2 separate regions of the Homo sapiens genome follow, and region 2 is linked to region 1. The links are chromatin contacts, found by Hi-C in ENCODE. All regions are on one chromosome and are shown on one strand. The core of a region is the stretch at or near the end of the contact, and the rest is flanking DNA. Distances in the headings are between cores, read along the strand shown. Region 1 overlaps LOC124906291 (a long non-coding RNA gene). Region 2 overlaps SPSB4 (splA/ryanodine receptor domain and SOCS box containing 4).

The links. Hi-C counts contacts between places; a loop is a spot of excess contacts on that map. Pooled maps may share reads with other maps.
Region 2: a pooled map shows a loop between it and region 1 (19-fold over the local background). The contact joins two enhancer-like sites. A Hi-C loop is called at or near these places in 1 of 168 maps with a recorded cell type or tissue (esophagus muscularis mucosa), 1 of 37 single-sample maps with no recorded cell type and 9 of 50 pooled maps.

The regions. Positions count from the first base shown.
Region 1 is chr3:141,448,247-141,455,061 of GRCh38, reverse strand. LOC124906291 (a long non-coding RNA gene) reads left to right here. Exons shown (of 2, transcript XR_007096120.1): 2 at 466-6,423. It overlaps ZBTB38 (zinc finger and BTB domain containing 38), which reads right to left. Exons shown (of 6, transcript NM_001376113.1): 6 at 5,270-6,815. Among named protein-coding and RNA genes, the nearest start is that of RASA2, 35 kb to the left of the region's middle. RefSeq lists an enhancer at 2,791-2,930 and a silencer at 3,724-3,896. Within about 2 kb of position 2,846, at least 5 of the 41 ENCODE cell types and tissues checked have a DNase peak (open chromatin) inside an H3K27ac peak, as active enhancers do.
Region 2 is chr3:141,100,238-141,107,052 of GRCh38, reverse strand. All of the region lies in intron 2 of SPSB4 (splA/ryanodine receptor domain and SOCS box containing 4), which reads right to left. Among named protein-coding and RNA genes, the nearest start is that of SPSB4, 52 kb to the right of the region's middle. RefSeq lists an enhancer at 3,590-4,106. Within about 2 kb of position 2,437, at least 2 of the 41 ENCODE cell types and tissues checked have a DNase peak (open chromatin) inside an H3K27ac peak, as active enhancers do.

The DNA of each region.
Region 1 (6,815 bases), core at 1,597-4,096:
AGCTTGAAGATACCTTCTGAAGCTGGTCTGCACTGCAAATTTTAACTCCCTGGTCCAAGCCTTAGTTTCTCCCGTATATGACCCCTTTGAGTATCTGACTAAAGGTTCCAGATGTTAATTATTTATAAGGAAAAATACCACACACATACCCCACCCACTCCTGCCCCCCAACACTCATATTTTCATTTTTTCTTGATTGAAAAGATAAATGAAAGCATGAAGGCTTCCACTTGCCTTGGGCCACATGAGACCATATTTTCACCCCCCAACATAATAACAGCCTTGTTTAGGCAGTCCTTGACATTTCCTAGTATTTTTAGAATTTCTTCCTTTTCACCGATCCCTGATGGATGACTCTAGGACTCTCCAGTTCTGCTATGAATAATGCTGTGCTCTTCACACTCTGACTCTGCTGTGAGAGTCCGTGCTGCGCTATTGAGCTCCAATCCCTTTTGCCTCTCCTAGCAGGCTCTGGAACACAACTGCCTGGGATGAACTCTGTTTATTCACATACCAGCTGTATGGCCTTTGGTAAGTAATTTAACTTCTCTGTGCTTGGTTTTCTCATTGGGAATGACCCGTCGTTGTAGCTTACCTCTGAAGATGGCTGCCATCAATTCCTTCCCTCCCTGTAAGTGTCTGTGACTCCCCCACTGAGGACTGGAGTCTACACCTTCAACCCCTTGAAACTGGGTGGGCTGTGGCTGCTTTAATGCCAGCCTGGTCATGCCTTTAGATGACTCCAGCCTCATCACCATCTAACTGCAACTGCGTGAGAGGCTCTGCCCAGCTGATCCCAGTCAAACCACAGAACCATGTGAAATAATAATAAATGGTTGTTTTAAGCCACTGTTTTGTGACACCGTGCAGCAAAAAGATAACCAAACTAAACATTGTTGGCAATGATAATAGTGTTTCCCTCATGGGGTGATATGAGGACTAAATGAGTTAATCTTCATTAGATGCTTAGAATAGCGCCTGGCAGTACTAGTTGCCATACAGAATATGTCGAATAAAAAAAGGAATGACCTAGGTCTCTGAAAGTATTAGAGTCTCAGGCCAATAAACACTCATTTTCAGGAAAGGACAGTATTTTTTATTGTTTTAGCTCTAGGTTCTTCCAAAAAATACCTTAGTCAATGTGGAATAAGTAGGTGGGGATGAAAACAGTGTCTTGGAGACCAAAAGGCTCAGAGTTGGTCCTGTCTGGCCTGGGCAAGCCCCTTAACCCCCTGGTCAGGGGTTTGTGACCAGCCTGGCCAACATGGTGAAACCCATCTCTACTAAAAATACAAAAATTCCCCGGGCATGGTAGCACGTGCCTGTAATCCCAGCTACTCCGGAGGCTGAGGCAGGAGAATCACTTGAACCCGGGAGGCGGAGGTTGCAGTGAGCCAAGATCGCACCATTGCACTCCAGCCTGGGCAACAGAGCGAGATTCCATCTCAAAAAAAAAAAAAAAAAAAAAATCTACCAAATAGCTTAGCCTAGTCTACCTTAAATGTGGGTCAAATGCTTACTTTAGCCTGCAGTTGGGCAAACTCATCCAATGCAATGCTTATTTTATGATAAAGTGTAGAATAGCTCATGAAATTTATTGAATACTGTACTGAGTAAAAAATGGAATGCTTGTATGGGTACTCAAAATATGGTTTCTACAGAATGTGTATTGCTTTTGCATAATCATGAAGTCAAAAAGTTGTAAGTGGAAACCTCAGAAGTCAGGGGTCATTTGTGTTGGTGTTTTCTGGATTCTTCCTTCTCTATACAAGCTTCATGGACGGGACACCTTGCACTCCTAGCTTCAACAATTCTAAAACCCAAAGACTATCCTTGATCCATCCCTAGCCCTCACTTCCCATATATCATCAAACATCACGTCCTGCTGATTCTCTCCCTTAAGTATCTCCCAAATCCTCCCCTTTCTCTCTATCTTCACTGCAATCACATCATCAGTTAAACTAAACTAAATTTGGCCTAAGGATGCCTTCATACTCAAGTCCAAAATGAACTGCAACCTTACTTAGTTGCATAAACTAACTAAATGCCTAAACTAACAGCTGAGTCTCAGTTCAGCAGCTGAGCTTCAGTCAATCTCAGACAGCTGACTGATTGACATAAGGCAAAACAGTGAGCTGTAGCCCATGAAGCTGCCTCTGTACCTTACTTCTTCCATTTTCTTCTTATAAATGCTGCCTGACTACGTTGTAGGCTGGAGTTCTTAAAACCTATTCTGGTTCTTAGGGGTCCCCAATTCACAAATGGTTCTTTGCTCAATTAAACTCTGTTACATTTAACTTGTTTAAGGTTTTTCCAGTTAACAAATCCAAGCCACTATAATCTCTAGCCTGCACAACTGCAGTAGCTTCCTAACTGCTCTACTTCTGGCCGCTACTGTCTTCCAAGCCATTGTCTACATTTCAGCCACAGTGACTTTTTTGTAATACAAAACTGATTAAATATACCTCTTCTTGTCCCAACCTGCTTTAAATAATTCAATGGCTTTCTGATGCTCTTAAGATCTTCTGGATCTTAAGAATAAGATCCAAATTCTTGGCATGACCTTGAAGGTTCTGCATGGTATGGCTCCTGTCCTCTAGTCTGATTTTAAATCAATTTCTCTGTACTCTGGCCACCACTGGCCTCCAAAGAACTGTGTTCCCTCCACAGGCTGCCCTTGATATCTGTTAGTCCCTCAACCTAGAAACTCTCTCTCCTTTCAACTCTTATTTATCTTTCAGACCTCAGCTCAAAAGTTACTTCCTCAGGTCTAGGTCTGAAAACAAAAAGTTACTTCCTCAAAGACAGCCTCCCTTGAACCTCCCAACTAGGTTACATTCCTCCATTAGATGTCCTCAGAGCACCATGCAGCCCTTCTGCATAGCATTTAGTATGGTTGTAAATAATCAGCTTTTTAGCCTTTTGTGTTCCCCACTATGTCACAGGCTCCAGGGACTATTTGTTTTGGCCATTCTTGTGCTGTACTCCCACCTCAAATATATTTTGAATGAATAAAATACAACTTTCAAATCCTTACCTCAAGTCAGTCTCCTCTTCTGAACTTCCAACCCAGGTATCTAGTTTGTTGGCAACACCATCCTTCTAATTGTTCAGGCCCAAACCTTGGTGTCATTTTTGATCCCTCTCTTTTTCAACCCCTGGTATCTACACCATTAGCAAATCTATCAGATCTGTCTTCAAAATACATCCAATATCTAAGCCACACAGAGTGTACCTCCTAATGGAAGAACATAACCCAACCTAAGAAGTTGCCTTGTTTCTTCCTAGACTGTGAACACCGAATTTCTTCGGAATGAAATTGCGAAGGGAAAAAATAGAAAATCTATAGATTATAAGACAGGTATATCAACTAATTGTAGTATGGGACTTTAGTTGGATTCTGATTCCAATTGTAAAAAATATATATATAATGATGAGACAACCAGAAATTTTAACGAATGGAACTTGATATTAAGGAAATGTTAATTTTTAAGGAATGGTAATGATATGGTTATATTAAAAATGTTGTTTACCTTTTTAGAGATGTATACTGACATATTTACAGATGAAATGGTATGATGTCTATGATCTGCTTCAAAATAATACAGTGGAGAAGGAAAGTAGGTGAGGGTATTGATGAAACAACATTGGCTGTGAATTGTTGATTGTTGAATGATGGGTACACTGGGTTTCACCAAACTATTCTACTTCTGCATAGGCTTGAAAATTTCCACATTACAAAATTAAAAATCTATCTCCAGAATGTGACCCATTTCTTACCATCCCCACTACTCCCACCCTCTTCCAAGCCACTGTCATCTCCCGCCTGTGCTGCCACAGTCTCCTATCTCATCTCCCTGCCTCCACCCTTGCCCCGGGCTGTGGTCTATTCAGTACACGCAGTAAGAGTGATCCTTGTAATCATATCAGATCCTTCCACTCTCTGCTGAAGTCCTCCAAAGGCTTCTCATCTTGCTTGGATATTGTGTTAACTCTCTCTGAGTTCATCTCTTACTACCCAGCCCCCTTCTTTGCTTGCCCACTGCCTTATGCTGTCAGGATAGAGGTCCAACTCTGGCAAAGCCAAGGCCCTGATGATGTGTCCCATGTGCCTCTCCAGGTTCATCATCCCAAACGCCAGACTTTTGGAACAACCTACATTCCCCGGTGGCTCCTTTGTTTTAGTTGCTCCTCTCTGGACCCGACGCCTCTGGTGAAGCCCAGCTCCACCAGCCCCCGCTCAGTATCACTTCTCTCTGCTTTGGTTCTAGGCCTCTTAAGAGCTCAGAGTTTTGTTTTATAATCATCTATTGTCTCATCAATCTCCTTCACCAGACTTAAGTTCCTCAAAGGCACAAGCTACCTCACATCTCTGTAGTCCTAGTTCAGCAGTAAAAATTAAGTATATTTTGAATGAATTAATTACAATTTTACATAAGTTAGCATTATTATTTTTTTTTGAGATGGAGTCTTGCTCTGTTGTGCAGGCCAGAGTGCAGAGGCACGATCTCAGCTCACTACACCTCCGCCTCCCAGGTTCAAGTGATTCTCCTGCTTCAGCCTCCCCAGTAGCTGGGATTATAGGCACCCACCACTATGCCCAGCTAAAGTTTTGTATTTTTAGTAGAGACGGGGTTTCACCATGTTGGCCAGCCCATTCCTGAACTCCCGCCTCGGCCTCCAACGTGCTGGGATTACAGTTGTGAGCCACCACGCCCGGCCACATTATTACATCTTTAAAATGTCTGTTTACCAGTTTCTCTAACTGGAATAAAATACTTTCACCTATAATTACATACAAGTCATATATTTTAAAATTATTGCAAAAAAGTGTTTGATTTTCCACAAAAACATTCTAAATAGAATGTTTTAGATGTTACTAATGAAATAATAAAATATAACATTTCTAACTAGTTCTTCATTCGTTGTCTAAATTTAGAGTGAATAGTTCTAAATTGCACACCCAGCCAACTTTCTTGCTCACTGACCATCTTGCTTGAGGAACTGGGTTAGGATGTACAAACTAGGGAGGGAGTAAAGGAGGCTTCTCTCTCCAGAAGAGAAATCAATAGCTGGTCAGGATTTGGGGAGGGCGAGGGGGATGCATTCTCAGATTTGGAGGAAACTGAAGTGGAAGAGCTGTTGCTTCTGTAAAAATAAACTGATAAGAGACAGATGGGAGTGCAACTAAATCAATCAGTAGGTGATGAGAAAAGATGAGTAGCAAGAATGAAAGTATCCGAAGTAATGGAAAAAAATATACTAACACTTTTGTTTTATGCTTTTACTTTCCCAATTGTTACAGATGCTTTCAATATTAAATCTGTTGTTCTTGTACATAATGAAGTTAGTTTTAGCAGATAACAGTTATCAAATTTTTGGTGAATCTGGTTTGGATTGCCCTTCCAATACAAAATTGATGCTACTGGCCAGCCACCGGTAGGCCTGGCAGTAATTTTCTCTGTGTTGGTGATGGACTGTGCTGCCTGAGCCACCGACATCCCCTCTCACATTGCCCACTGGGACAAACTGCAGGCATTTGCAAGATAGTTAGTTAGCTAAGTTTAGGAGTAGAGTCTGTGACGACGGAACGTATTTTTTTCTTTGTGTGAAAATTACCAGCTTATAATGCTATTACAATTTTACTCCATATCCTTAAAAAAGTGCACAAATTTTACTGATTTTATAGGGCAATCTCCTGAGATATAAGGGAAGCCCAATTCAGGGGAAGCTGAACCTGACACAGCCTCCTTTAATCCTGTTCCAGGGCAGTCACTAACTGCCATCCTAAAGCTGCATTACTTTATCATATCTCCTTTCCTCATACTCTGTTCAGTTTCTATAAATGATTTTTCTCTACAGTGTTGAGAAGGAACAAAAACATGGGCTTTGGAGTCAGGCAGACCTAGGTTAGCATCCTGGCTTTGTCTGGTTGTGAGACCTTCTCAAAGTCACTATAAAACGAGGATAATGAGGTCGAATTCTGGTGCGTGTGTGTTAATGAAATAGCCTATGTAAAGACATTGCCCAGTGCCTGGTACTCAATAAATGTAATTTGTTTCCCACGGATGAGTGGAGCAGAATGCTTCCTGGAGAGCATTTCATTCTCTGATTTATCATTATAAGATCAGGCCTATCCAAAACACTCAATCATCAGAAGACTTCAATCTCTTTTATTCTGCTTTTTTCCTAATGTCATAATCCATTTGACTCCTAAGCATGTAAGTAGGTACCACGGAATGTAAACAAGTAAGGAAACAGAAATAAACTGAATAATACGTGGAAACAAAGCTGTGACTCACACAGATGAAATAGCTGCACAAAAGAAATAACATGAAAACATTTAAAAAGAGACTTAATGTAGGAATAAGCTATTTTAATCAAGCAAAAACAAATTTATATCCATTATTTCTAAAAATAAAATTAGACTTTTCCAATCCTTAACATCTGCATTTAATAATATCTTCTAACCAAAATACAGATGCTAAAACAGCAAGTTACATTATATCTTGTACAGCATACAGTATGTTCACTGTTTACACTTACTTTAATTCTAGTTGGTCATGTACTCAATGCATACTTAAACATCACTCAATAAAATTTTCACAATTAACAAAAAAATGTGACAAGGCTGTCTTAAAACGGCTCTGCTATAAATTGTATAGAATATACAGAATTACAAAGTCAAGTATTTTTTTATCAAAATATACACCCCTCCCTGAAACTAACACAAGCTATCAACATTTTAAATGAATACAATTATAGAAAATATTTGCAAAATTATTTTTTCATGTATAAATATTCTGCCATATTTA
Region 2 (6,815 bases), core at 1,188-3,687, 350 kb after region 1:
GCCTGAGATCCCAGTGGGGCCCATGAGAGTGGATTCCAGGACTTGTGCTGGGCATGGCCTGCAATAAGAAGGAGCAACAGGTGGACCCAGGGCCTCCTTGAAGTCATTTGGGGACCTGAGAAAGATGACCCCATACAGAGGCCTCTAGAATGTGTATGTAGGAGGGGCTCAGGAGTGGTGGTCTGTGAGATGGGAGATCTAGGAAACACTGTCTGCTTAGATCCTGTTATTTCAGGTAGGTTGAGGGTGTGGGGCCTAAAGCCCCATAAGACACCCCTAAGGTGCCACTAGACACGAAGGAAGAAGAGCTGAGAAATGGAGAGAGAGACGTCAGACCCTGCCAATGGTGTTTGAACCTGGGATTACAGGTGAGGCTAAAGCAACTACAATTACTCAGTGACAAAAGCACATATATTCCTTTTATTAACTTAAGGCAGTTTGGGGTCAGGTCTTCTGTTCCTTATAAAAGAATACAACTAACAAACTACTTCTGCTGTGCTAAGCCCATCCTAGACCCTGAACTTGGTTTCTTGAACTCTGATCGGAGGTAATTCCTGATGGATACCCTAGGGTGTGGTAGAGGGTCTCTGGTCTGGTGAGAAAGGCATGGGGTGAGAACTGCCCTTAAGAGGACTGCAGTCAGAGCAGATCCCAGGGAGGGTGAAAAGCCATAATGGGATACCTGAGGCCAGGCCAAGGTGCACACTTAGAGGAGGAGGTGCTGCCTTCATGGAGTGGCCCGAGGGCTCCAGAAAGCCTTGCCCCACACTATCTCCCCAACTGGTACCTCAAAACCCACCTGAGCATTTTTCTTTGAGTTCAGTGCAACATAGGAGGACAATAAAGAGGGAATGTCCAAGTTAAAACGGAGTCTCCAGGGACACCAGCCCACACAGGAGCTGCAAAAAAAGGATCTGCCACCTAGAGGGCTGGAGTGGCTGACTCAGTGCCACCACGGCCAGTCTAGGGCAGAGCACAGACTAGAACCTCTGAATTCTCACTTCCAAATTGTAGTCCCTTCCAATGGCCCATAGCTGTTGTCTTTGCTCTTGATTTACATCCCGTTATGCAAAATCTGTACCACCAGGTGGCGATGTAGTTACCACATGTAGTGTGGAATTTTAAGTGGCCATCACGGATTCTCTTTTATGAAAGTGTATCTTTATTTCATCTAAAAGATAATAAGCAGTTTACCAGGAAAGGGAGATGGAAAAGAAATTTTTTTAAAAAACGTAGTAAGCATTTAAAACTTTAATCTATTTTATTATAACTTTGAAGGCAAAGAAAAGAATTATGATTACTTACATTGTGTCTTCTTTATTAATTACTTGCCTCTTCCTAACCCTGTCAATGAGGGAGTGGAGAGAAGCCATACCTTGAAGTCAGACCCGCCTGGCTTTGAAATTCAACTCTGCCGTGTATTAGCTGTATGTCTTCGGCAAGTCACTTCTCTTTGAGCTCAAATGATCCATCTGTAACAATGGATTCAATACTACGCCAGACAGGGCTGCTGCATCCTCGGGGGGCAGCATATAGTAGGTGTTTGATAAATCTCAGTTAAATGAATGAATGAGGTACCTAGTGGAATGCTTGGCATAATATAGCAAGTACCCAATAAATGAAACTTATTACTAGAGGCAAAAGGGAAGCAGATCTACCAATGAAATTATAGGCCATGGGCAGTAAGAAATGGGGCTTTGTAGGGGATGTGGGAACTCAGTGGGAGGCCAGGAATCAGCGCAATGGTGACTGCCCACTGGCTTACTGCACAAGGCGGATGCTTTTCAACTTCAGTGTGTAACATCCCGTTTCACCACGCACCTCAGCCTCAAAGCCCTTCTGGAATCCTTTCTGCCTTGCAGTGAAGTTCTGAAGGAGAATTCCCATCCACCCTTTTCTGTGAGCCTTTCTGGCCTCACCTGTGAAAAAGAGGCTAAAATGGTTCCTGAATGTATGGTGCTAAAGATATTTAAGGAACTCAGTCTCCTCATTCATCTGACTCCATCCGCCTTGTGGGCTGAAGACTTTCCAGACTCAGGGCCTCATTCTCTACGTCTGTAAAACCTGCAGGCGGCTTGGATGGTACCCATCCCTTCCAGAGGTGGGATCTTGGGTGTACTCCTACCCCTCAGGCTGACAGGCCTTCCCAGGGGCACAGAATTCTTTTAAAAGGAGCATTGGTTCACTTCAAACCTCCTCAACTCTAACGGCGCAAATTCTGTGACGCTTTATTTTTCCCAGCTTGAATGGGTAGACCTAGCACCTCATAAAGTGACAAGGAAAATATTTGGCTGGTTTCGTAAACCGGGGCCACAAAGGCTCACTTGTGATGGGCCGGCCGCGCAGCCTGTGCTGGCTCCCAGGACGCCCTGGCAGGCCCTGCCCAGGTCTGGGCAGCAAAGTCTGCAGACACCACTGCCTGCCTGACACCGGCCACCTGTGTGCAGGTCACGAGGTCTGGCAGCCTTTCATTCCCGCCTGGCCATCTCCTCCCACAGACTTCCAGAATCTAAGCTGCCAAAAACAACCCCAGCCATCTGCCATGCAGAGGAGATCCTTGGGGGTGTGTCTGGGAGGCCCTCAAAGAAGCTTCTGTGGCTGGTCAGTGGCAGCCACCTGGGAGGTGTCTGCAGCGTGTCCAGGTCACAGTCTGGCCCCAGCAGGCTCTCCTCAAGGAATCTACCCACAAACTTCCCTCTTGCCAGTCTCATGTACTTTCTTCCCCTTCCCCAAGAAATGAAGCACATTCCAGCCCCTTGCCTTTGCTCCTGCCACTCCCACTGCCTGGAGTGCTTTTCCCCTGCCCTCTCCCTCCAGCCCATTCCTGCCCCATTTCAATGCTGCACAAGGTCCTCCTCTCGGCCCAGTCCCTCTGTCATTCTGCACCCGCAGGGACCTGCAGGCACTCCTTGTCTGTACCCCTCACTAGATAATCACACCCTTCTAGGGGCTGCTTTATAGTTTAATGCTGGTATTATTTATTTCACTGCTGAGATCATTTCACTGACACCTCATTTATTGGAAACTGTTGGGGAAAGCTTTCTCAACATGAGTGAATTTGTCGGATCAATGGTCCTTTTAAGTGACGAACCTACTTTGAGCATGATCTCTTTGGGTGGGAATTTTTCTAAGACTCATTATTCCCTGATCTTGAACTAATCACCCTAAACATAACTGAATCCATTCTGGAGGATTCAGAATTAGAAGGAAAAAAAAAAAAAAGGTCATTTTTGGTACTACAACCTTGCTCTGCCTGGCTCCTGAGGGCTGGGCCTCATGCCCCTTTGCTGAATGGCTCCGGACAGCTGCACTTTAAGAGTTCTTGTTTGCTGTGGCTGTTCTGTGTCCCTCATGTGGGTAGGCAGTTCGCTGTTGGAGGGTTGCGGCTGGTGTGCCTGTCTCTGGCCTTACCTACCCTACATTCTCATTTGTGGTTTGTTGTGCGGAGGGAATGGGAGGCAGGTAACCAGGGAGGTATAAATGAACTGCAAGCAAGTAGCACCTGAGAAGACCTTTCTTTAATATACTTCAGGACAGAAGCTGATTCCTTCCCAGGCACCAACTGAGTCTTTTCCATTCATTTTCAGGGTCAGGATTGTGTACAGCTGAGGGCACCAAAAGTGTGTGCTGTTCCGATGCTGCCATTTCCTTGGGTTGATGAGTGAGCTGGATGGGAAGCTCTTTGCTCCCTGTCGTGGGGCCCCTCTGTGTCCACACTGTGCCTGACCTGGAGTAGCTCAGTAACAAGTCCTAGTTGACTTGCCTTGGGGGATGTGGCCTACCCCAGGGTTCACTGTTATCAGCTCCTGCTTTAGAATTAATTGTGCCTTGAAAGGGCATGCTAGGTCTGCAAATGGAGCCAGCTCAGAGGGGGACATGGCTCCAGGCCAGTGTAGGCTGCTGTCTTCAGAGGCTGCCCCTTTGCCACTGGGATTCCTAAAGCCCTGTTGTTAACAATCAGGTATTGGGAAAACAGAGACATCAAACAGCTTTATGCAGCACCCAGGACAGGCGCGGCCACTTGGGAGCCATTCCTTTTTTTGTAAGTGACCGTATCTGGTTTGGGCTGCAGGAAATCCTCTTTTAGGGTCTGGGAATAGAGGGGAGTCCTGGAGTCCAAGTGTGAGGTAGAGGCAGAGATGTGGCCTCTTCCTCATGGGCAGGCTTGGCTGCCCTAGGGCTTGAGGAGTTCTGCCAGGCAGTGTTCTCTTGGCCATGCTTTCTTTGAGCAACCGCATTGACCTCCAGGCATCTCAAAGGGGCCACTTACCTGTTAGTAAGTCTGCAATTTTGCCCACACCCCAACTTATCCTTACTGAAAATTTTCATATATACAAAGTTTCTGTTCCTGCTTGGTTCCTTTATCCTCTGTGAGACCCTGCCTGCCTCTCCAGCTTTTTTTCCTGCCATGCTCCCTGCATGTCACCTGCCACCTGAGTTCTTAAATTGTGCCAGCCTCCCTCTTGCCACAGGGCCTTTGCACATGCTGCTGCTGCTGCCTAGAATACCTTTTTCTTCATCCCTCACCCCCAAACAGGCACCTCACTTGTTAATTCCTCCTCTAAGCTTAGAGGTTCCTTAGATTGGCCTTCTCTGGCTCTCAAGACAGACCAGGCCCCACTCATACACTCTCCCAGGACCATCTACCTTCCCGACATGCCACCCTGCACACTAGTAACCACAGGCTAATTTCTGTAATCGGTTGTATGTTTTCCTTGCTAAGTTGTACGTTCCATGGGGTAGGATCCCTGGCTGCCTGTTCGCTGCCTTATCTTCAGTACCTAGCACAGGGCCTGGCCACAGTACCTGCTCTGTATATATTACTCAGTTACTAAGTGACTACACCCTTCACTCCAGCTCTATCCACACTGAGCTGCCCCAGACCCCGAGCCCTCTCATAACTCCGATTTCTTGCTCTTTCTGCCTGGATACACCTTTATTGCTTGAGTAATTCCTAGTCTTAGATGAAGGAATGAATGAATCAATGAAAGCATGAATAAACAAACTATTAGAACTTTTGGTGATTTATGTGAGAATCCACTGCACAACTGGAAAGGCACGAAATGTGGGGCTAGAGGAGCATTCCTGGAGGAAAGGGCCCTTGAGAAGGAGTACTGCCTTCAGGGAAGCATGATGACTTTACAAGCATCTCTCTAAATGCTTCAGGGAAACCTACAAGTCTCCAGTGAGCAAGGGCTGGTGCGTGGAAACGAATAGTGCAGAACCTATTATGACTAGTTTAAGATGTGCAACACGTTATCGGTGCATCTTCTATTTAGTGTGCTGTCAGTTGTTTAGCTTAAGGGAAGGTAAAAACATTAATACGTGGGAAAGAATTTAGGTGTCCATGATTTGGGGAATATTACACAGGTAATAATAAGAGCCATCTGATGGTGATCACCACTGTGTGCCAGCACCGTCCTGGGCAGTTTATACCCATTCTATTATTTAATCCTTAGGAGAACTTTGCGAGGCGGGGATTATTGTCTCCATTTTACAGATGGGAAGACAGAGGCTTGAAGAGGTTGAGTAACTCAGTCATGGTTCCAGAACTAGCTTGGGGCAGAGCTGGGCTCTCCCCCTGGTAGCTGGACTCCTAAGTCTCTGCCCCAGCTGCAGAGCGAGGAGGTGGGCAGGGGCCACCTGGCAGGTGTCCCCAGGCTGAAGACAAAAGTGCTATCATGGAAAGAAGGTTCCCAGCCCCTGGTCCTGCCAGGTCTGTCTCTCCTGACCTCCCAGCCTTAGTGCGATGCTGAGGGGAGGTGCAAAGCGTGGGCCCTCAGATCACTCTGGCCAGGTCACTAAAGCATGGCAGTGTCAACCTGGTGAGAGCTGTGGCAGTGTCCAAGGGGACAAGAGTTGGGCTCTAAGCTCCACCCACCATTCTCCTCGGGGGGCTCCTTCACTGCCAGCCTCAGAAGGTCCAGGTGGCATTTTTTGGGCCAGTGCCATTCACCCATGACAACTCGTACCACATCCTTCCATACTCACAGAGCTGCAGGTGTCAGGGGGACCCAGCCCTCTGCTGTCTGGGAGTTTCCATTCCCTTCTTGGCCATCATGCATCCCCGCTACCAGAGGGGCAGCTATCTGTCTTGGGCACTGGAAAAGGGGCCTCCAACCACTTCACAGGGACCCTTTGTTGAGTTTATAAAACAAGCATTCACCAGAGGGCTACAATGTGGGTACCAGGGCACCCTCCCTTCTCTCCCTAGGCCCCTGCCCATACCGAGGGCTACCACACCCCAGGACTCAGGGTACCCACTCCACAGGCTCTCTCTCCTCTCCCCTCCTGCCGCCTCTCCACCCTTGGCCTCACCTGTTCAAGCCACCATGACAAGTCATTCCTCAGCAGTGAAGAACCTTTGCTTCACACTGGCTGAGAAGATGCACCCTAACCCTGTGTATCAGTTTCCTGGGGCTGCCGTAACAAAGTGCCATGGACTGTGTAACTTCACAGAAATTTATTGCCTCACAGTTCTGGAGGCTGGAAGCCCAAGATCAAGGTGTCTACAGGGTTGGTTTCTTCTGAGGAGTGTGAGAGAGAATCTGTTCCATGCATGCTTCTCCCCTAGCTTCCGGTGGTTTACCGGCAATCTTTGACTTTCCTTGGCTTATAGATGTATCTCCCTGGTCTCTGCATTCATGCTCACAGGGCGTTCTTCTTGTGTGCATGTCTATGTCCAAATTTCCCCTTTCCATAAGGATACCAGTCACAGCAGATTCAGGCCCACCCTGATGACCTCATCTTAACTTATTACATCTGCAATGACCTCATTTCCCAATGAGGTCACTTTCTGAGGTGCTGGGGTTAGG